3 separate regions of the Mus musculus genome follow, and all the other regions are linked to region 2. A link is a loop called in an ENCODE intact Hi-C map of the cell type or tissue named here. Cell type or tissue: left cerebral cortex. All regions are shown on one strand.

Region 1 (8,000 bases), 90 kb before region 2:
TTAGGTTTTTTTCCTTCAGGGTATTTAATGTTACTCTATTAGCAAACCTTTTCATTTTAATATCTCTACTGCTGATTTTAAACTTGGCTTGTGTTCTGTAAAAGTTAAATCATACACTGCAAGGTGTAGGAAGATTCATTTTAACGATCCCAATGATAGATTCAATGGCTTAGTTTGAACTATTAACTGTTGAACAGTTTTACTCTTGTGGCTCCTTTCTTTGGTTTGTTTTTGCTTTGACTTCTATGCTACACTAGTTTGCCATGTAGCAATTGCACTGTGCAATATTACAATAAGGACTGGGGAAACTTTTATGGATGTAATGTCTATTACAGTTTGCGATAGTATTTCTCTCTAGTTCTCAGTGATTTAAATGTGACCAAGCCTTCTGTACTTTGTCACAAAAAGCGGGTTTTCCAGGTGACTATTTTGGTGAGTGTCAAAATAAGAATTTATGGTGTATTACTGTTGATTCACTTTGAATTAAAATATATATATTGCGGCAAACAGCTTGCTGGCTTTTTTTCCACTCCAGTACTTCTTAGGGGTAGTGGTGGGAAAGATTGTCATTACCCAGTTCCCTCAGTGTTGACATTTCATTTGAGGCAGAGCCACCTTGGGTTAGGAATTTTGCTAGGTGAGGAGGACACAGTACAACTTGTTTGTGCCCAGAGTCTGGCTGCCAGCCAGTGTGCATCAGATTGAGCCAGGCCAACCACGAGTCTGCTTCCCTCCTTTCTCTTCAAACTGTCATCTGGCACAGTGTGCCAGAAACACCTGAAACCACAGCATAACCGTGGGCCATTTTTCTTGAAAATTTGATTTTTCTCAAATATTTCTGAGGGAAGCATTCTGTTTGCTATCCATGGGTGGAGGACAAGGGAAGTCATGGTTTTTGAAAAGTACAACATGGGACTTTGAAAGAACGTGGTTGCCCCAAGTCAGTTCCAGTTAACTTCTCAAATGGCATCTTATTCTCCGGTCCTTAACTTCAGACACAGATCTGCAGGCAAGCGTGCGGGAGAGCATTTCTTAGAGCGGAAAAGTGATTAGGGACTTTTGGTGCTTCGGATCAAATCTAGAGCTAAGCCAAAACACACCACTGAATACAGATTTCTCTCTCCATAAGCTTTTAACTGAAGTATAAAATAGATGAGTTGTCTTCGTGTTTGCTGCTTTCAACGTTTTGTTGGTGAAAGTCCTCCAGATTATACATAATTAATTTATATTCATGGCTCTATAGTATTCTTGTTTGCATAAACCAGTTTTGTTGACGGTGGTTTGAGTAAGTTTGCCCTTTTAGGTATTTGGATTAGTGTGGCTGTGAGTGTTACTGTCCATCTTGTGGAGAATACATGCAGCATACACAACATATATATGCAGGTATAGAATTAGTAGGTTGTAGGGGACATGCATGCTTCACTTCTTTAGACACTACCACATAGCATTCCAAAATGCCGGAATTAATTAACACTTGAGGTATGTGAGCATTCTAGTTGTCTTCTAACTTTCCATTTTTGTTTTAGTCATTGTGAAGTTGGGTTCTTAAACAAACAGCAGCAACAACAAAAAACTGTCACTAAAGCTCAGACACTGGCCTAAGAGTTACATGAAATCTATAGTTCTTTGCCTGCAAGGACCCTCAACTTCAGGGAATAAATACCAAGGAGTACTGAGCTATGTAAGTAGGTCTAGGACTATAGGAATTGTTTCTGTAGGGGATGAAGGGTAACAGCCTGGAAATACCTTTGAGTGAATGCTTAAGCCAGTACCTGCACATCGTAAGTCCACCACGAGTCATTCAAAATAGCTAGGGCATATCTATGTTCCTAGTACTGGGTGTTTATCATTAGAAGGTCCATTGCCTTACCACACTGTGGTGGGGAGACCAAGCAAATCAGTGCCAACAGTGTGACATTAGAGGTATGTAGACTGCTAGCCACACAGGGAGGTAACAGCATAAAAGCTTAGCTCCAGGCCTGGAGAGATGGCTCAGAGGTTAAGAGCACTGACTGCTCTTCTGAAGGTCCTGAGTTCAAATCCCAGCAACTACATGGTAGCTCACAACCATCTGTAATGAGATCTGAAGCCCTCTTCTGGTGTATGTGAAGGCAACTACAGTGTACTTACAAACATAAAATAAATGTAATCTTATAAATAAATAAATGCATCTTTAAAAAAAAAAAGCCCCTGCATGCACTTCTAAGACCACTCGGAGAGCTCAGTGCATGGGTGGGGTGAGACAGAATGCCACTGTGGGGTTGGGCATGCAGCCTTCTGCCAAAGGAAGGAGTGTGGACTTAATTCCAGACACCAAGAAGCTATAAAAGATTTTAGGTGCTCAAATGCAACCCAATCTATGTCTTGTAAAATTTGACTCTGGTTGACCCATGGAGAGTAGGCTACAGGCGTGACAACTCTCTACAATGGTATTGCAGTCCATACAAGAAGGGGAGGCCAGTGCATGCCTTTGATTGAGAGGTTTGTATTATGAATATAATGTATCCTTTTCCCTTTCTGGAGAAAAGACACATTATATAGCCAGTCTGACCTTGAACTCTCTGTAGCCCAGGCTGGTCTGCTGTGCACCACACACCCAGCATTTTTTTAGTTTAACATAGTATTTGGAAGAGCCAAAGGTTTAAATTTGGATGAAGCCCAATATGCCACTATTTCTTACTTTGTGTTCCCTAAGACATTTCTTGAGTGTGAAGTTTTAGAACTTTCTCCTGCAGTTTTAGCTTTTATATGAAATCTCTGGTCCTTGTCATGGGAGGTTTTGTGCTGCTTGTGATAGTGTCCTATGTTATTGACCCTATGGTTTATGTATGATAAGTATAGTCACAGGAAGTAAAAGTAGTATATTTTCTATCACAGAGAATTGTTCATGTTGCCACATGCCTGGAAAATTCAGAGAAACACACTTCAAAAAAATTACAGTTTTCAAATAGTTACTATACATGCAGACAATTAAAAATAAAAACTGTGTGTGTGTGTGTTTGTATACAAGAGCATTTGCCACAGTGCACATATGAAAATCAGAACAGCTTTGTGTAGTTGGCTTTCTCATACATCTCTACACTGGCTCCAGGGACCAGGCTTGGGCCCCCAGGCTTATATGCTAAGTGCCTTTACTCGATGAGCTATTTTGTTGGCCCAGTTTCTACTGTTTCTATTTGATATTTATAACAAGTTTTTGGGTTTTTTTTTTGCATGATTTATAATCCTCCAATGTTTCAGTGCCCATACTCTCAATGCAAAGTGATTGGTTTTGTTCTAAGCATTAGAGACAGAGAATACAAAGAACTCACTTTTTTTTCCTTAAAAAGATTTACTTATTTTTAATTTTTACATTTGTCTGATTGTTTTGCATGCATGTATGTGTGTGCACCATGTGCATATCTGGTATGTGTAATGGGTAGAAGAAGGTGCCATGTCCCTTGGAACTACAGTCACTGATGGTTGTGAGCTGCTATGTTGATACTGGAAGGTGAACCCAGGTCCTTCACAAGCCTTAACTGATAAGCCACACCTCTTTCTTTTATAAATACAATATTAAATTTTGTGTATTTTGCGGTATTAGAGATGGCTCAGTGGTTAAGAGCAGCAGCTCCTCCTCCGGGGGTCCTTAGTTCTATTCCCAGCACCCCATGGTGTCTCGCAACCACCTGTAATGGGATTTGATGCCTTCTTCGGTCATTCAGGTGTATGTACAGATAGAGCACTCGTGCATAGATGAATAAATCTCATTTTTTTCTGAGCATTTTATATCATGCATACTATTATTTTGACTTATGCTTTTTCTTATGTTGAATGTCTGCACTATTTAGCCTGTATTTATGAGACATTACCATAGCTCCCATCTCTCCTTTGATTCAGTATGTCTCACCGACTGGAAACTCTGGATTTAACCCATTTTTATCTTGTAGATGCTATACTTTTGACATTTGCTTTGTGTCTGCCTGCAGTAGGTACTAAAATATTTTCTAAGTAAATAAATTTGGGGCTGCAGAGATGGTTCAGTAGTTAAGAACACTGGCTGCTCTTGCAGAGACTCTGGGTCAGTTCCCAGCACCCCCATGGCAGTAGTTCACAACTGTCTTGAACTCCAACAGGGAAACTGGCTCCTTTTTTCTTGCTTCTGAAGGCACTGCATTGCAGGTGGTGGGCAGGCATACATGCAGGCCAAACACACATAGGAAAAGGCTGTGGAATGGAATTTGGAGGCTTACATTTAATCTATCTTGTCATTTTTTGAATTATGATTTTTTTAAGAAGGGTTGGACTTTAATTTACTCTGTTAAGTGAAAGAGCTGAGGGCTTGCAAAAAAGATGAAGCCAACAGATAGCGTGGAGGGTCCACTTCAGGCCTGAGAGTCAGCAAGTGACTGGCCATGGCAGATCCAGTGGACAGTGACTAGTAGTCTTTCAGTAAGACAAATACTGGCAAGGAATTCAATAGAAATGCATAGCATACACCAAGCAAGTTAATCAGGCCTGAGATGGTCTGAGCATCCAGTTTAACAGTTGGTCACTCTCTTCAATATAATGCAATGTTATATAATGGCCAGCAGGGGGAGAAAGTGTTCGCTAAACATTTGTTCTGTAATATCTAAAACAACAAAGCAGAACTAAGGGCAGTATATTTGTGTCCCAGGGACAGTATGGTACAATGTGAGAGGTTTTTTACTTTTACAAATAGTTTTTAAAAGTGACAGTACCCCAAGTCTATTGAAGGAAGACATCTATGCATTTACCCACCCTTCTCCCACCACATAGTTTCATAGTTTTGCCCCTTTAGAATTTCCTGACTATGTCTTCCATGTCCAGTAAATGTTTACTGACCTGCAGGGAAAGGGGGGGCGGGTTGCTCGAAATGAATATAGAGAATGTGGTAGCACACAGCAAGTACTTATATTTTATAATTCCACATTGGCTTTCATAGGATGGAATCAAAGGGTGTTGGTTACATTTTTGCCAAACTCTCATATATGCATGTAGCATAAGACTATAATCCAGCCATGATTTGACAAAAAAAAAAATCAGGCTATGACTATTTCATTACTAGCTGCTTTAACACAACTGATTTATTAAGATGTTTTTGATGAACAGGTATGGTTGGTACATGAGTGTTTGTGCCCCGCCCCTGTGCCCATAAGCCCATAAGTCATGTTGGGACATCTCACTAGTGACATGTTGTTCTGTCTGATGGTGGCCAAGCATTGTCACATGCTTTCCTCATTTTCTCCTGTTCACAGTGTGCAGCTAATAGTGAGACTTCAGTGAAAATTACATTAATGGTTTCTTCAACATCATTTTCTATGTATGTATGTATGTATGTATGTATGTATGTATGTATGTATGTATGTATCTATCTATCTATCTATCTATCTATCTAATCTATCTCTATCCACCCACCCACCCACCCACCCACCCATCTACCCACCTAAGTTCTTGCTATGTAGCCTAGGCTGGTCTTGAATTTATACTCCTCTGGCCTCAGCCTTCTAAGGGCTGGAATTATAGGCAAATGCCAGGTTTTCCAACACGTTTTTAATTCTAGACAGCCAAGAAGGCAGCCTGTCAAGTGTTTGCCAATCCACTGGCAAATTTCAAGCAACTTGCCTGCTATCATTGAACATGAAGAAACACACCTCATTTCGCAGAGACAGAAATAACCTCAAGCATGGAGATTACAGGATGTACAGCCCAATTAGTGTAAAGTGGCGAGTGCAAGCCATCCCTGCAAGGTTGTTATCAATAGAAGAACATTAAAATGGTTTCCTGACCTTTATGAAGGTATTACAAAGGCCCCTATCATGGTCGGAGTATTTACAGAAATGAGCCGAGGAAGAAGAGGCTTATGTGGTGTAATATGCAAAACATTGCCACTGTGAAGAGTGGTTTATCTTATCCCACCTCCGTTATGCAACACCTCTTCTGTCCTTGGCCAATTGCTACGTTCTTTACTAAGTTGTGATGTCTTGGATTTCATACTTAGTCTGTTGCTTATCTCCACTGTCCAGCAGTTCCTCTAACCTGAATTTCTCAGGATTGCTTCCTCCATAGAGTATCTGTCTTCATGTTTCTGGACAGAACCACTTTGCTTGTATATGCTGATGAATTTGTCCTTCCCAGGTCCCCAAGATTTATCTGAATAATCCACACAGCACAACACATGTGTCAGCCTTCCCACCATCAGCTACTGGTTCTCTGAGTCCAGTTACCTTTACTCCAGTGCCTGCCTCTGTTGTCACTCTCCTTTGCTAGACAAGTCTTCAGTCTCTCCCTCTCCCTCTCTGTTTCTGTCTGTCTGTCTGTCTCTCTCTCGTGTGTGTGTGTGTGTGTGTAGTGTAGTGTAGTGTAGTTATGTGTACATGTGTGTAGATATGCACAGGCCCTTGTAAAGGCACAGGCCAGAAGAGGATGCCAGGTGTCTGTCTGTCTGTCTGTCTGTCTGTCTGTCTGTGTTTTAGGTCAGGTTCCTTCTCACGGATCCTGAAACTCATCATTTTGCCTCCCCTCTCCATCTCCCAGCCCACCCCCCCACCCCACCCCCAGTGCTGGAATTGTAGGTACACACAACTTTGCCCAGCTACTACCTGGCTGCTGGGGAATTTGAACACATGCCCTCTGGCTTTCACACTAAGTGCTCTTACCACTGAGACCCCCTCCCCAGCTCTTGAGTATCCAGTGTTGTAAAATATTATGTAGGCTTATTACTCTGGAAGACTGAAAGGAAGCCCAGCCACACCCTTCTCTGTCTGCTGGAACTGATGACAGCTGGGCAGTTGCTAGTCTTGGAAGAACTGTGTGACTGGCCACTGTGTGGGAGGCATGTGTATTAGTGATTTGTAGACTGGAGGGTTAACAAAGGTTGCTGATACGGTCATTGACACTATGCTGAGACCAACTTGGTCTACACAGGGAGTTCTAGGCTAGCCAGTACTATATAGTAGGACCCAGACTAAGGGAGGGAGGGATGTAGGGAAGGAAGGAGGGAGGAAGAACAACAAAAAATGAGTCTGTATTATAGGCAAATTAGTGTTACTTAACTAAAATGGTGGTAAATGGGATTCATGCACGTTGGAACCATGGACTGTGAGCACTGGCTGTGTCAATTGATTTTTAATGGTGTCTAATTGTAACTTTTGTAATTCAATTTAAGAAGAATGACTAACAAGTAGCTCCCAGAAGTCTTGGAATCTTAGTAATCCGCTCTCACAAGCCACATCCAGCTGGTACAAGCCACATCCAGCTGGTACAAGCCACAACCAGCTGGTACAAGCCACATCCAGCTGGTACAAGCCACATCCAGCTGGTACAAGCCACATCCAGCTGGTACAAGCCACATCTAGCTGGTACAAGCCACAACCAGCTGGTACAAGCCACATCCAGCTGGTACAGCCACATCCAGCCCGTCTCTGCATTCAGACTTTCCCACTGATGTCCCTAATTCAAATTAGGAAGCTGGGGCCTGTGACTCCAATCCCCAGGAAGGATGATGGAGCCAAAGTTGACACTTTCTTAGCTCTCCTCAAACCTGCATTCAAATAACCAAAATAATTATAACAACCCCACAGCCTTATTGTATAACTTCTTGGTTTTCATTCAAAGAATATTTGACAATTCAATAACTTTTCATTAAAAAATCATTTTTGACTACACTGTGTCTGTTCTTCACGATTAGCTGGGCTTTAAAAATTGTACTCTGGCAACAAATAACCCCCAATGTTTTAGGAGCTGAAAATGTTAGTCTTATCTAGCAGTGCTGGCTGCAGATCTGGGCACAGCTGCAGGTTTGTTCATTTGTAGGGTTCTGGCAGAAGGAGTTGGGAATATTGGACATGCTTCCCTCATGGAACGTGGTTGGTCCGTTCTTCCTTTCTTCCTTCCTCCTTCCTTCCCTACACCCATCCTTCCCTTAGTCTGAGTTCTACTATGTAGCTCTGACTAGCCTGGAACTCCCTGTGTAGACCAAGTTGGTCTCAGAGACCTGC
Region 2 (8,000 bases):
TAGCAGTGACCCTGAGGCCTACAGAAAAGATTAAATTATACTCAGTGAATGCTATTTAAGAGAGTACATGGGTGTATTGTATTTTAAAAAGACACCCATGCTAATGTCTACTGCAGTGACATTGCCATAGAAGAAATGTGCTTTGGAAAGACAGAGAAATAAGGTGAAAAAGAATTGGTGTCTTATAAAAGCCCGAAAAGCACTTGCAAAGCAAGGGAGTGAGGTTCTTAGTTTATCAGAAAGCTGCTCCACCCACAGAACTCATTCACCGGGACAGTTCCCTTGCTTGCCCACCTTAACAATGATTGCAAATGGCTCTGCCTAAAATGGTAGCCACCGTCACTCGTGGTGATGACTTGAATCTAAATACAATGGAGGGCTCAGTGCTTCCGTTGAGCTTGCTATCCACTCTCGGCCAGTGGCTACCATAGTGAAATTATAAAAACACTCCATCACTGCAGAAAATGCTTTTCAACATAATATTTAGAAAGTCAGGAAGGGGTAAGATGCCTGTAGGCTAGAGTATATCAGCAAGACTTCATGCAAAAATAAAACAAAAAAAAGTATAGGTATGTACGTATATGCATATCTTTCAGTATTTTTTGGGTCCAGCTTATGGTGTGGTTCTGTTACAATTACAGATAAATACCACCATGTCAGGGTGATTTTCTGAATGTTTCTTCATAGTTTAGGAGCAGCTAAAAAGCTTGTTGAAGTGTGAGGCTTTAGAATGCACAAAAGTTTCTGGAAGAGTTGGAGGTCACAAGGCTACGTGTTAGTGCCATGCTGAGAAGCTGGCTTACTTCTCTACAGGGTTTTGTTTTTTATTGAGGCGTCACTTTACTAGATATATGTTAGGAGTTTGGGGGAAATTTTAACTAGGTCTTTCCAAGAAACAGGATCAGTGGAAACTCATGTTTAAAATGACCTAAGAATTACCAGAATTAATAATCAGCAGTGGCTAGATCTGTAAGTGATGGTCAGGATAAAGACGTCATTTCTCAGGCCAGGTGGGAGCTGTGTTATGGGGCAGATAAAGGTATTCAATTACTGACCAAGGGGACCCCTCTTTAGTTGGCTGAGAGGTTTCATGATGGATGTGGATTGAAAATGAAGAGAGGAGAAACGAAACTCAGTTTAATAGGTGACTTATAATTTGAGCAGGGAACAAAATGGCTTTTTCAGTTTTACAAAGCTCATATTGATGGCCTAATTTACCTTTCCCCAAGGGCAGCTGAGCTTTGCTGGAGGTGGGGGTTGTGGGACTATCATAACGATCTGTGTGCACCTTCAGCTGCCTATTCCATGCATGCACATTAATGAGAGTGTAATTAGCTTATTGAATGTACTGAACACGGTAGAGCTCCTGTAAGGAGGCTATTTTGCCACTCGTTTGTCCCCCTTTTCTATTTGTGTATGCTGTGCACGATTGCATATGTATGGGCACACATTGTATGCACGCATGTGGAGACCTGGGGTTCATGTCAGGACCAGTCATTGGTCAGCCACTCACACAATTTCTGTGCCACCTTTACCCCAGTGCATCATGTTGGCAGGACAGATTGTAGGTGGAAGGTCTTGAGGCTGGGTTGGTGTTTTAGACCCTCCCCTGGAAGAATTGTGCTGAATCAAGCCCATGTACACCAGGGAAGCACTCAACCAATTGAGACGTATCTCCAGCCTAGTCCCCTCTTCTTCTCTCTTTATAAGTCTTTTTTTTTTTTCTTCTGTGATGTTAAGGCTCAAACCCAGGGCCTCATGCATGTGAAACAGGCACTCTCCCCACTGAGTTATGTCTTCAAAATTATAGAGTTAAGTGTTAATATTGAGAGTCTAAGACCGAGACCTGGGGAAACAGTGGGCCTGAAAGTGACAGCTGGCACGGTAGGAAGGCACTATAAGGATTCTAACATTTTCTTTTTAATAATTCTGGATCTCCCAGTTTTGATTGCAGTTGCCAGCTGTTACAAAATGGGCTTTTTAAAAAATGCATAAATGTGGGCATTTGGATGTTAGTGCAGGGGGTGTCTCAACATTCCAGCAACTGAAATTGATAATCATGATGAAGAGTGTCAGGCTTCACTGGCCAGTCCAGACACTGTGCTCCTGCCCCTGGGGGGGGGGCGGTGCTGTGACAGTGTCACATTCATAACATTCATATGCATTTGGGTTTATTCACCCTCTCTCTCCCTCCCTCCCTCTCTCTCTCTCCCTCCCTCTCTCTCTCTCTCTTTCTCACACACACACACACACACACACACACACACACACACACGACGCTGCCCCCCCTTTATCATGAGTTTGTTTTGAGAGAGCGTGGCAGGTTCTTCTGAAGTGTGCTTTGTGGCAACTACTCTGGGAATGATTACACATTAGATGTTCTTACTGGACAGATCTGCCTCCTAATGTCACGTTGCCTTTGGCTACTTCTTTGTGTGCTGTCTCACACAAGGCCTGTGTATGATGATTGGAGAGTTTGCTTAGAACAACAATGTCCTATTAGTAGCATGACATAGTACTTCTCATTTGTCACAATTGTGGAAGGAGTTGGGGACCTGAAGCAGCAGTGTCCTGGAGGATATGAGAAACTGATTGTGATTCATGGTGTCCCCATTTCACATAATCCATCAAACCTTTCCCTACTCTGGGTTGTAGAAACATCTCCATCCTACCTGCTCCTTGTATCTTTATTTTGTCTCTCCCTCAGCAGCCCAAAGCACATCCCCACCCTGGTCAGGCTCCTCACCATGCCCTCTACTCACCAGAGCAGTTCCTTTCAAAGAAAGTGGTTAAAACATTTGACTCAGGAATCATGGCTGCCTTGGGTGGGGCTTACACATTACCCTAACGGCAAGGACCAGGCAGTCCTTGGTTCTTTGGAGAAGGCCCTCCACTCTACAGGAGTAGAAGTAGAAAACTGGCTTTTCATTGGTGACCTTTGGTGGGAGGGATTGGGAGCCTGAGGCTAAGGTGAGGGGGGAGGGGAAACAGGTGAGCACGTGGTGTGCACCTGATTTTGAGGAGATTGGTTGTTACACAGCAGGGCAGCCCAAGCCTGGTGTCCTGATGATGGATTGTGGGTAGGAAAAGGTTCTGTTGGACAGATCTTATATGGGTGTGTTCCTGTAGATGGGGGTGAGTGTTAGTGGGTTCCTGGTATATCAGAGCCATCTGCTGGTTAAAAACATCCGTGTGCTAACACATCCACTGCTTGCTTGATTCTCTGTATGTCCACTGGTTTGATAGACGTGAGCATGTCTATGAATGTGAATATGTGTGTAAATATGGCACTCGTGACATAATGCTGGTTACAGGAAGATTTATGCATACAGAAGGGGCGTCAGCTTTGGGAAAGGATAGCTAATTAAAAGGATCGTTCTTACCTCTTGTGCTTCTGCTGAAGAACACAAGCAAAAATCCCCTTTAAGCGTTGACATTTAGTGCTTTGCAAGGACTGGTGAGGGTGTGAGGAAAATGGGGTTCCTTGTTTTTGCTGTGTGACATGGTTAAAAATGCATATTTGCATGCAGAGAAAAATACTCTGGGAGGGACAGACACCAAGATGTCACATATAGTTGTCTTGGCAAAGAGGGGTTATTGGATAGTAATTTTTTCACTTATTTATTTCTATTTTTAAAACTTTTCTGCAGTGAAATTTCATACTTAAATATAAGCAGAATAACATTAAGCTGATGTGGAGGATCCATCTATATACGTAATTCTCCATTTCTAGAGAATAATCATTCTACTTCATGTTTCCCAAAGAAATGCTTCCCCCCCTCCATGGAAAAGTATAGGTCACCTTTTCAATAAAAGGGAAGTCAGTATTCAAAGGGTGTTAGGCCAGCCATTCAACAATGTCTGCTGTGTGACTAGGATCTATGGTATGCCCAGCTCCTTCCACACATGCGCAATGACAGCAACATCACATCTCCACTTATAAACGACTACAAAGAGCTTCACCCAGATGTTCGAAGCACTGAGGCAGGTGATCGATAAGCTAGGATTTGAGCAATTAAATGACTCGACTCTAAAGTTTGACCCTCCTTCCACACCAGCCTGCCCGCTGCGGCACACAGGCATCGGAGCACTGAGTTTGTAGGTACTCTCTGAACCTGGAGATTCCCCAGACATTTAGTTCTCTCTCATACCTGAACAGGAGACTGGCTTACACCTGTGCAGCCTCTGCTCCCAAAGGGCCTGAGTGTCACTATTGTTAAATGAATTATAGGGTAAGAATAATCTACCCAAACAGTAAAATCCACCAACATTTATAGAGTATACACCACATGCCAGATGTGCTAAGTCTTTTATGCGAACTCTCTCTGTAATTCATAAGAGCCCTGGGAGGTAGATACCATTAAACTTTACAGACATGTTACTACTGAGGCATGTAGAGAATTCAGCTTGTCTAGGGTCACCCAGCTAGAGAGTCTTCCAGCTGGCTATAAGCCTTAGGCTGAGCTGTCTGTCTCGTCAGTCTAAAACGCTGAAGAAAATCAGATTCTGCCTTACTGGTTCATGATGGCTGAGCCTCTCCCAAGCTAGGGCCAAAACCATGGAGACTTTTCTGAAGACAGGATGGTGTACGTTTAATTCCACTGAATGTCTGGATCATTTAGCCTGCTACCAATTCCTACTTAAAAATCAGAAGACTGTGCAGGCAGCTTACCAATCAGCAGGGTATTATGTACAATCTAATAGCTCTGTTTCCAGTAAAAAACTGGATAGCTATCAGTAATATTTAGGAAAGGTGATTACAGTAACATTATCGACTTCTTTGAACGTTTGGTTTCTGCCATGGAATGGACTTGTAAGGTGGCTTTCTTGACGATAGGATCTTTGTCATGGAAAGTGGTCTTCACTACTGTATATTTATACATTAGCCTCCTAATTGCTCCTTGGGCGTCTCAGTAAAAGCGTCTGTATATATCCCTATGCAACATCAGTTTTGTACTAGGGTGAGCTTTCAATTTCCTGAGAAAATAGTTGTTGTTTTTCTCAAATAATGAGAATTATTATGATCAACTTATGTCTGTCTTTATCATCACCCCGTGTATATTTTTACTTTATTCGCCAGGAGCCAGCAGTGGGAAGAGACAGTGCCCTCAGTGGTTAGAGGCCTGAGCTCTCTGAGTATTAGACTGGTGAGGTACAAAGGTACTGGTTAGGTACTTGTGGAGTTTCTCATTTACTTTAACAAAACACTTGGCAAATGCAACTCAAGGAAGGGGCAGTCTCTTTTGGCTCATGGTTTGAGTGGAAGGAAGGCATGGTGATAGAGCCAGCATTAGGTGTCACTGGAATGTGAGATGGCTGAACACACTGCATCCGAAGTCAGGAACCCTGCTCACTGATACCCATCTGAGACCCCAGTCTATGGTATGGTGCTGACAATGTGGATCTAAAGGCTGCTCTTCCTCAGCTAAACCTCTCTGGACATAGCTTTATGAGCCTAGATGTGCGTCTCCCAGATGATTCCACATACAGCCAAGTTGACACTGAAGATTAAACGCCATACCCAGACCTGCATTTCACTGACCTCCAGCAAGGGCCTTCTTTGTCTTGCAGTTTTCTTACACATATAATGAAAGTTAGTGCTACATTTGCTTGGTTCTCAGACCCACTTTCTTTAAACATTTTTAACATCTCTGAAATCCAAATGTTCATCATGGTTTAATTAACACATCTTTTTCTTTTTAATGATGCCTTACATTGATCTAAATGCAGTACCTCCCTCTTTGGGCTATTCTAAGAACTATGTGAGGTACCATATATAAAAATCGCTTGGCATGTGAGCGTCATGAAATGCCACTGCCTTCCTTTTCACACCCAGTCCCCGGAACCACACTCAGCTTCGCTGTTGACTCATGGTTCCCTCTTAGCCATTCTCCCCTTTAGAGTTAAACTCTGTCCGTTTTGTTCTAGCCAGTGTGAGTAATTCGTAGCAAAAGAAGTGGATGGTGTGGTCATATATATTAGTGTTGGTTACCACCAAACCACACCCAGAATCATAGGTAATAAAAATACTAAAGACCAACCCCACTGAGAAGGAGCAGCCAAGCCCGCAGCTGTGTTGCCCAGGATGAGAAGGTGACAGGCAAGCATCTGTGATCAGGCTAAGCTAAAGGCTACCACAGAGGATTGACTGAGCTCAAATCCAGGATTATTTTTCTGACTGATAATCGTAGATCATAGAGAACCTGACTTTTTTTCTGCTTGGGTAAGTATGACAAAGAAGACTGTCTCATGTTAGCTTATATTACTGTCTACGGCATCTGATCCAAACAATGCCTTTTCTCTTTAAACAATTACTTTATTCTTCTTGTTTAGTACCTCAGTAGCTGCTGATGGGATCATGCCAACTCTACCTATTATTGTTGTTATTGTTAATAATAATGATAATAATAATAATAATAACAATAATTTTGAAACAGGGCAGTGTATAGTAGAGGACCTTGGACCTCTGGTCTTCCTACCTCTACCTCCTGAGTGATAGGATGATAGTCATAAACCACTAGGCTTAGTTTTTTTGGTGCTGGGAATTGAACCCAAGGCCTTGAGCATGTCAGGGAAGCTCTCTTAACTGAGCCACCTCCCCAATCCTTGCCTATTGTGATAAGTTGGAACTGTTGAAAAGTCTCCAGTTTGCTCCAGAGAAAGTGTTAGAACCATTTTCTCTCTGTGGGCTATATTTCTGGAGTTCTATGCTAGTGCCATGTGGGAAGGGGATGAATCAATTGAAAGGATGGAGAAATATTAATTTAGTCCCCACCCTGTGCCAGACACTTGGTTGGCACACCCTCATGTTTGATCCCTGCGATCGTTTGTTTTTTTTTTGTTTTTTTTTTTTTTTTTGAGCAGACATCTTCTTTTTCCAAACGAGAAAGTTGCCCAGGAACTCATTCATCCAGCTGCAAGTGCTGGGTCAGTGATTTAAAAGAGGGCCATCCAGACTCCACAGACCATAATCTTTTCATTACTTTGGCTCACAGCTGGAGGGTATGAGTTTATTCTGGAGATAAAGACGAGGCGGTAAGAGTAGTTCCAGATGTGTGGTGAATGGACAGCCTACCACACTGCATCCCAGCCTCTCACCTGGAAGCTCTCTCTCTCTCTCTCTCTCTCTTTCTCTCTCTCTCACACACACACACACACACACACACACACACACACACACTCTCTCTCTCTCTCTCTCTCTCTCTCTTACATTTGTTCTATGTCCTCTGCCATTTTATCATTCGTTTTTCCATCTGTGCCTTTGGGCATTCATTCATTCATCCATCCATTCATTTACTCATTCATTCATTCAACCAACAAGCATTTATTGATTGTCTACTGTGTGCCAGATATCACACAAATATACAAAAAGTGAGCTAGATTCTGTCTCCCTTTACATCCGTGTTGGTGATATGTCTTAGCATGAATAACTGCTGAGTGCTCTCTTTCTCGGTTTGTCCCTGTGTGTGACTTTCTCTCCTCCTTCTTCCTCCCCACCCCCCAATGTCCTTTGTGAATCTGCACTGTTTCTCTGAGTGCTATTCACCTCTTGACATGTGTTAACATCCCCATCCTGTGTTGTTTTTCTACACTGCTTTTTCCAGATACACATCTGAGTAGATCATTTCCTGCCTCAACTTTTCTGATGACTTCTGACAGCTTTATGACAAAGCCTGGACTTCTCACCAAGGCTTTTGAGTCTCTTTTGGGTCCTCATAATTCTCCCTATTTTGGCCAGCTCAATTCTGCTGCGTGGGACTTCCATGATGCTGTTAAGGTTCAGCCCAGCCTTCTTAATCCAGAATTTGCTCTGCTTCCAAGTCTTTGATGGAGCTCCATTGATCTTCTTGCAAATCTCAAACAACCAGCCCTACTGCACTCTATGTGCTTCTGAGCTGTGGTCCTTTGTCCCACGTGGTCTTGTCTGAGACAGCTTTCTCTTCCTCCCCTTCAGCTCTCGACTGTCTCCTTTCTTCTGTCACTTCACATGGAAAGAGTTC
Region 3 (8,000 bases), 160 kb after region 2:
CAGATGAAGATGTTGAATTCTCAGCTCTGCCTGTACCATGCCTGCCTGGATACTGCCATGCTCCTGCCTTGATGATAATGGACTGAATCTCTGAACCTGTGAGCCATCCTCAACTAAACTTATTTTTATAAGAGTTGTCATGGTCATGGTGTCCATTCACAGCAGTAAAACCCTAAGACAGCTTCCATCACCTTGGCCTGTAGGCACATCTGTGAGACATTTTCTTGATTAATGACTTGAAGGCCCTGCCCCCAATGTAGAAGGTGCTACCCTGGGCAGGTGGGCCAAGATTATTTATCACAAGAAAGCAGGCTGAGCAAGCCAGGAAGCAGCTCTCCTCCATAGCATCTGCTTCAGCACCTGCCTAAAGGTTCCTGCCTTGAGCACCTGCCCTGATGTCCCTCAGTGATGGGACTGTTGCCTGGAAGCATAAGATGAAATAAAGCCCTCCCTCCCCGAGGTGCTTTTTTTGGTCAGTGTTTTATCACAGCAGCAGAACCAAATGAGAGCACAGGAAGGGAAGGACAGATGCCACGACTGTCACAGTGCAGGCTGCATGAGGAAGGCTCTTCTCTAAGGAAGGAGTCCAGCACACTCCTCCATGGCATTGTTCCCTTTCATGTCACTCAGTCTCCTCTTTGGGTGGCCACTCAGGAAGCAGCCAGCCTGAGATGGTACCAGGACACCAGCGTGGTGCCTGTGGTATTGGGAAGCCCATGCTAAGTTGGAACTATGTACATCTGAGGTGGATTTGAAAGAGGTGGTGCCGAAGATATTCTGTGCAGCTGTCTGGCCTTTGCAAGGCTGAAGAGGAGGAAGATCGTATCTGGGTAGACGTGGGGACAGTCTGTCAGCTATGAAGGAGTGCTGACTCACAGACAAGGTCCTCCCTGTCCCTTCCTGGCCTGCAGCACCAGCTCAGCCTTGGTGATTAATCTCAAAGTAAAACACAAAGCAGCTTTCTGTGATGCTTTCAGACTGACTCCTGTTTGAAACAGTTAAAACTAGTGTTATTTGGGTGACTTTGGCTTATAGATTACCTTCAAAGCTCACAAGCAACACAGGGGACTGTGCTGTGGTTTCTGGAGCTGAACTACCACCTAGCTGTGTGAATTATGAGTAGTTGTTTCACCTGCCTGTTCTTTAGGGTGCTTGTGTATAAAATGGGCATGCATGTGGTCCTACCACATGGGATTACCGTGAGAACAAACGGGCTGATGCTGGTGATGCTGTATGGAGGTGGGAGGCAGGAAACAGTGGTACCCATGGCTTTCAGACTCCACCAGGGGTGAGCGATCCCTTGTCTTCTGTCTTTCTATCCCAGTCCTGTAGGCATCTTCCATCTGCTGTGAAGTGTATTCTACACCAAGGAAAGTTCTAACCATACCCAAAGGGAGCCTTCGCGGGTATGGTGTGACTGGAGATGGGTTTGGTGATGGGGACCCGAGACCTTTCCTGTTACTCCAGCACATGGATACACCACCCAAGGTGACCTCTAAGGTCATACTTTCCCAAACAGTGTGGGCCAGTGGGATATTTTAACCCACTCAGTATTAAACCCCCACTGCATGTGAAGAGCAGCCGCCTATGGGACAGAAGTGCTGGAGTCTGCCCCATCAGGCTCCTGCCGCATGCTAGAGAGCTTTGCACAGGAGCAGAAATGACCGTGAAGACTTGGATACCTCTGTCTCTCACTGTCCTGTCTGTGCGGTCTCAGTTTTCACTGCCTGGAAGATTAAAAGTCAATTAGGAAACCACATCCTGTCTCTTCAGCTCACCCAGAATGCAGAAACCACACTTGTCTCCTCACTCTGTGGCCTAGATGATTCCAGTGGGCCAGCGGAATGAAATGGGGATTTCTGTAAGAGAGAAGTCACCAAACTCCTTAGACCCCAACCTGTGCCACTAAGAGCCAGTCTCGTTTTATTGGTGGAGACTCGTCTGCGATGTGGGCTCAGAAGGAAGTGGCTGCAAAGGCCTCCCCACTCCTCTGTCAGCCTTCCACAAAGGCAGAGCCCCTGGAGTTTGTTTTCCAGAAGTAGCTTTCTAAATATATCCCTGCTTCCGGCAAGGCAGGCAGGCACATGGGCCTGCGAGATCCAGAGCAGGCATGAAATAGGGGGAAACTGCCGTGTTTTGTGTGGGCTCTGGGACCGTGATTGGTGGAGAGAGACAGGGAACCAGATACATTTCTCATGCCTGGGGTCCACCCTCAGCCTGCTCTGGGCCCTTGCCAGGCAGATGTCGGATCTGTGGAGACTGTTCTCCTGGCAGGGTGGAGCTGCCGATTAGCACCAGGCAGAAAACAGTCTTGTGGCAAATTGGAGGCAAGGGTGGGGGCTTTTCAAAGTCTTGCATTCTGAAGTGCAGTGTTCTGGTGAAGCAAATCTGGAAAGTAGAGACCTGTAAAACATTCCTCTACGTTGGGGCCCGTGCCTGGGATTCTAGATTGCATGCTTTTGAAAGTTTCGCTTGCAATATGACTGTCTCGTTCGTCCTAAAACTGTGAAAACATCTTTCCTGCTAACGACCTTTAGCTGGCTGTTCTTTAGGGCTTCGAAACTATTTTTGCACCATTTCATTCCATGAATATCTGTTGTGGTCTCACTACATGCCATCTGGGGACTCAGTCCAGGAGAAGAACAGAATTAAAGGCACAGAGATGGACACGGGCATGCCAGAGGGACACTGGAGGGCCAGGAAGAAGCTGAGGCTGTAGAGAATGACAGGAGCGGATCTTGCTGTCTCAGCCAAACGTAAAGGTCTTCAGGAAGGTGGCTTCTGAGAAGGGACCTCAAAGAAGAGAGCCACACACATTAGCTCCGGAGAAATAGCATGCGTCCCCCTCCCCCCCCCCGCCCCCCCGCTTCTAATCCATCAACAAGCACTGCTGGTCCTTTGCCAAAATGTCTGGAACTCACTGGCATTGTCTCTGCCCATGACCACTCTCATCAAACGCCTGCCATCTCTTCTTGCCTGGAGCATTGCAAGAGCCTCCTAAGTAACTCCCCATAAATTCCAGCCACGCTTCCCTCCTGCTTAGAAGTCTCTAGGTGTCTGCAATTGCCCTTTGAAAACAGTCCAGCCTTCTTACTGTGGCCTTTGGGACCTTGTCGGGTCAGTCCCAATTCTGACAATTTGGCCTTCAGCCACAAGGTTATGTCTTGGTTTGCCAGGACACAAAATGGTGTCAACAAGGGAAGTTGGCGTCCTCAGAGCTTTAGGGACTCAAAGTCTTGGGTCACCGTGTGAGCAGGACTCGTTTGCTGTAGGGAGCGGTGGAGAGAATCTCTTCCCTCCTTGGTGTGCGGATGGAAGTCCTGCCAAGTGCTCACGCTGTCTTCCTCTGTGGATGTCTGTGTCCATATGTCCACCCTTAGAGAGACATCTGTACTGTTGAGCTAGGGTGCACTCAGATAACTTCATTTTAACTTAATCAACCTCTAAAACTCTGACCTTCCAACCAGGATCACATTCTGAGGTCCTGGGGAGTACCACTGCAGGGTATGAATTTGGGGGTCACAATTTCATTCCATAATGGTCCTTTCTCTGTTGCACATTCCAAGCCCTTTCCTACCGTAAGACTTTCTGTTAGACTGCCCTGTAGTAAGTACATAGCCAGCCCCTTTGCCTTCAGGTCTTCGGTAATATCACCTCCTTAGGCAGATCTTCCTTGAGCAGCCCCCACCAAACCAGCTATGCTGTTCCAACCCATTTTATTTCTTTTATCATGGTGAAACTGATATATTATAGTAAACTGTTCATATCTGCAGTAAATGGGCATACCCTTGTGACCATCAGCCTAATCAAAATACGAAACATTTTCCTCTCTCTCATACACCCCAGATAGTTCCCTCTCTCTTCTTTCAAGCACTACCTGTCCAGGGGCGACTGCCTATCTGATATCCACCATCACAGCCCTGCTTCTCCTGGACTCTTCTAAATGAATTGTTGAGTACGTACTATGTGTCTGACTTCTCCAGATCAGCTTCGCCTATCCCACTGCATTACCAGTGTCTTGTTCTTTTCTATTACTGTTCTCATAAAAACCCAATGCCTTGTGCTTATTCGTCACCCTATTGTGGGATATTCAGGTTGTTTTCACTTTAGACCTAGTATGAAGAATACGCTGAGAACTTAGCTATGTTGTAAACATGCCCTCATCTGTTTCAGACAACCCAGAATAAAGTTGCTGGCTTGTAGAGTAGATACACAGGTCTGACTTTTTTTCTAAACTGCAAACCTAGAAAGCATCAAACCGTTTCCCTCTCGCCAGCAATGACTATTCAACCCTATTTCTCTGCCTCACCAGCATTCACTGTTATTAGACTGTTTTTATTTAACTCATTCTACTGAATCTGAAGGGATACAATTTTCCCAGTTACTGATGATACCTGCAAATTGGACATTTTGATAATGTCCTTTGTTGAGGTATCTTTTCAAGCATAATGTACCATTTTTAAACTGGATATCTCTTATTCATTTATCAATGTCATTTACATATCCTGAATATAGATTCTAATATTTTCTGCTGGTCAGTAGCTCATCTTTCCATTAGTGTATTTTTTTCAAAACTAGTTATTAATTTTGTTGAAGACTTCAGGCTACAAAATATTCCCCAAGGCCAAACAGTAGGACTAAGTTTGTGAAGTAGTTTCATATGTCCTATGGAGTCCCTAGCAGAGCTATAATGTCCCTCAAATTTGTTCCCAGGGAGTTTCAGAAAGAAACTGAGGTCACATAAATTTTTACCCACTGTGTAGGCAGCCTTGCTGTATGAGACTCCCTTGCTCTTTGGAAAATAACATGTAGGGCCCAAGAGTTGACTCAGTAATAAGGAATACATTCTGCTCTTCAAGTGGACCCAGGACCAATTCCCAGAATGCACCTGGCCACTCACAACTGTCTGTAACTCAGGTTCTAGGGGATCCAACTCCTTCTGACCTCTGCAGGCATGAACACAGTGCGCGCATGCACACACACACACACACACACACACACACACCTAGGCAAAATACTTCAACACATAAAATAATAAAGAAACCAAATATAGAAAGTTCTTTTAAAGAAAGAAAACAGTGTGATTAGAACTGCAGGTGATTGTCCTGTGTGAGGGCAGCAGAGCACCCAAAACCAGGGCCCCTGTGTTCAGGGGAGAAAGAATGGTCTTGATTTCTTCTATAGGTTGTAATCTACCACGAGAAAATTCATAACTACCCCAAACCTTAAATATATGCATATTCTCTATACCAACAATTTCACTTGTGTGAATTTAGCCTAGGGGTAAACACATGGCTATATACAAGTTTAGTCACAAGAATATCTTTTACAGCTTGCTTTATATAGTGAGATATCAGATGACCATCGAAAAGAGTAGGCTATATTAAGTATAATCTTAAAATTCCATATAATATGGTTATGAAATTCTTTAAAATATTTCTTATGAGTGATATTCATTGACATATAATATTATATATAGTACTTATATAATAATAATATATAGACACACAAATGTGTATTTTTTAAGCTTTACATGGGGCTGGAGAGATGGCTCAGCAGTTGAGAGCATTTGCTGTTCTTCCAGCGCCCACATCAGATTGACTTACAACCACCTGGACTCCATTTGCAAAGGTTCCAACACCCTCTTCTGGCCTCTGAGGGCACCTGCATGCATGTGGCATATCCTCACACAGACACACATACATACACATAAATAAAAGTTAAATAAACTTTTTAAAACTTTACATATTTGTATCCATTTACATACATGTGTCCGCTTATTTTCTGTTTATAAAATCGTAATACAGACAGGATATTTTGAAAGAGTATCTAAACCAAAGAACTATGCTAACAGCAGTAATTTGTAAACATCTCTAATCCTCAATTCATATTTTTCATGTGATATCATACTCAGAGGTCATGTTGGTTAGTTTTATGTCGTATTAGCTAGCACAAGCTAGTCATCTGGGAAAAGGGACTCTCGACTGAGAAAGTGTCTCCAGAATGTTGGACTATAGATGAGTCTACTTAGCACTTTCTGAGTTAGTGCTTGATGTGGGCATGCCCAGCTCACTGTGTGTGGTGACAGCTTGGGCAGATGGCCCTGGTTACAACAATAGCAGGCTGAGCACCATCCATAGAGAACAAGCCAGTGTCTGTTATTCCTTCTCTGCTTTCGGTCCTCTCTCCAGGTTTCTGCCTTGAGGGCCTGACCTGACTTCCTTTGATGGTGGGTTGTAAAGTGAAGATCAAGTCAAACGAACCCTTTCCACCAGTTTGCTTTTGGCCATGATATTTATCATAGCAGGAGAACCCCTGACTAAGATGTGGTCCTTTTTAAGTTCTCTCCTTCACACGTCACAGCTACTTTTGTTCTTCTCTAGAAAACGCCTACTTTAAAAACCCTGCAGTCCACACCCTTCCTCTCTCAAGTTTGCTGCCCCCACTTCCTGTTCTCTATCACAAAAACCAGAGGATTTGATGTCGGAGTACGAGTGCCTTAGAAGGGAAGGCTGTCACGGGCAACGTGTCATTCTCTGTTCTGTCTGGGGTCGGGGATTGGAGGTGTTGGGCATTTATGATCTATAACCTCTTCCCTATGCATAGAAACATTTGGAAGGACATACACAGAGGTCACAGTGTTAGCTGTAGTCATTCTGGCAGATTACAATGGGTTTGATTTTCTTTGTTTGGCTTATCTGTGCGTTCTATTTCTTATTATTAGCAGCCATTCCTTCATTGTTTTTTCTCCTTTCAGAATTTCTAAAGTATACTTCGATTAATACACACACACACACACACATACACACACACACACACACACACACAAATAATTTCCCAGGATTTTTCACTAGGAAGTTGAGAAGTAAATACGCTAACTTGCAGGTTAAATAGCCTTAAATATACATTCTCATTCCCAAATACGACTCCAGACAGACTCTGCACTCAAGCCCACCATCAATGTGGGAAGGCTTCATATGTGTATGTCTAAGCATAAGACATCATAAGTGAACAGAAGGGAAGGGAAGGGGCAAGGGCCAAGTAAACCAGTGGTCACAGTACCGCCATCTGAAAATGGACACATCTGTTTTATGTACCTGTGAGGCTAAGCAAGGCAATACATGCGGTAGACTCCTCCTCACAGGGCAAGCATAGCACAGGTCCTCAAGCAAACGTGAACACCCGCTATATGGATTTCTTTCACTTAGCAGCTGATCAATGGCTTCAGACATAGAGCTCTGGATTGAGGGCTATGGATGGCATAACCCAGACGGAACCCCAGAGGAGTTCATAACCCCCAAGGAGCAGTTGGGAACAGCTAACTGCTTATTGACAGATATTGCTGAGAAGCACTTCTGCTTATATAGTGATGCATCTATCCTCATGGTCTCTGAGACAATCTTAGTAATTATTGTATCTCTGTCCTTGTCTCAGAAGACTGTTCCTGCTTTGATCAGAGCACACACCTATGGGATGGGAAAAGTTCTGTTTGTGTGTGTACAGTGGACGAGGGCTTTGTTTGACTTTTCAGTGCCTTATCTTTCTCATCTGTACAATAAAAATAATCATACGTGTTAATATTGCAGTAGGTTATCGTAAGAGTTAAAATGTCAGTGTATGCAAAGCTCTGGGAACAATACCTGGCATGTCAGCTTCTCACCTCTGCCAGCTTATAGTCATTGAAGGATAGTCCTTTGGGGTCAGGTCACAATTTTACTAATTGCTGTCTCCTTAACACAGCCTAAAGAGCAACTAAGGCTGAAAGCGGTATTTGTCCCATTAAAACCAGAACAAGCATGACCCCCTTCTGCAGGCAGAGGGTTTGGAAGGTGTTTCCCTTCCTAGGTGGACATCAGATGACTCAAAGGACTGTGGTGTTAGGAGGGATGTGGCCCTTCCTAGGACAGTTGGAATTCATGAGACAGTGTCTTAGTTGGGGTTTCTGTCGCTGTGACGGAACACCGTGAGCACGGCATCTGGGGGACAAGGGTGTTTATTTT

Evidence for each region. Hi-C counts contacts between places; a loop is a spot of excess contacts. Peaks named below come from ENCODE experiments on the same cell type or tissue, not always from the same donor. Only the 100,000 strongest peaks of a DNase experiment are listed, where the experiment ranks them.
Region 1: a loop joins it to region 2, with 3 times the contacts of the local background. A loop is called at or near these places in 5 of 42 quality-filtered maps.
Region 3: a loop joins it to region 2, with 2.0 times the contacts of the local background. A loop is called at or near these places in 2 of 42 quality-filtered maps.

Annotation. Positions count from the first base shown.
Region 1 is chr2:104,418,988-104,426,987 of GRCm38, reverse strand. It overlaps Hipk3 (homeodomain interacting protein kinase 3), which reads left to right. Exons shown (of 16, transcript NM_010434.2): 16 at 1-507. Among named protein-coding and RNA genes, the nearest start is that of Mir1902, 6.0 kb to the left of the region's middle. In left cerebral cortex, a CTCF peak has its summit at 4,570 (motif pointing right); a DNase peak (open chromatin) is centred at 4,571.
Region 2 is chr2:104,329,299-104,337,298 of GRCm38, reverse strand. The region is part of intron 1 of D430041D05Rik (RIKEN cDNA D430041D05 gene); the gene reads left to right. Among named protein-coding and RNA genes, the nearest start is that of D430041D05Rik, 77 kb to the left of the region's middle. In left cerebral cortex, a CTCF peak has its summit at 3,183 (motif pointing left); DNase peaks (open chromatin) are centred at 3,177 and 5,832; H3K27ac peaks cover 3,188 bases.
Region 3 is chr2:104,171,262-104,179,261 of GRCm38, reverse strand. All of the region lies in intron 16 of D430041D05Rik (RIKEN cDNA D430041D05 gene), which reads left to right. Among named protein-coding and RNA genes, the nearest start is that of A930018P22Rik, 52 kb to the right of the region's middle. In left cerebral cortex, a CTCF peak has its summit at 5,678 (motif pointing left); DNase peaks (open chromatin) are centred at 3,293, 5,666, 6,143, 6,343 and 5 more places; H3K27ac peaks cover 3,807 bases.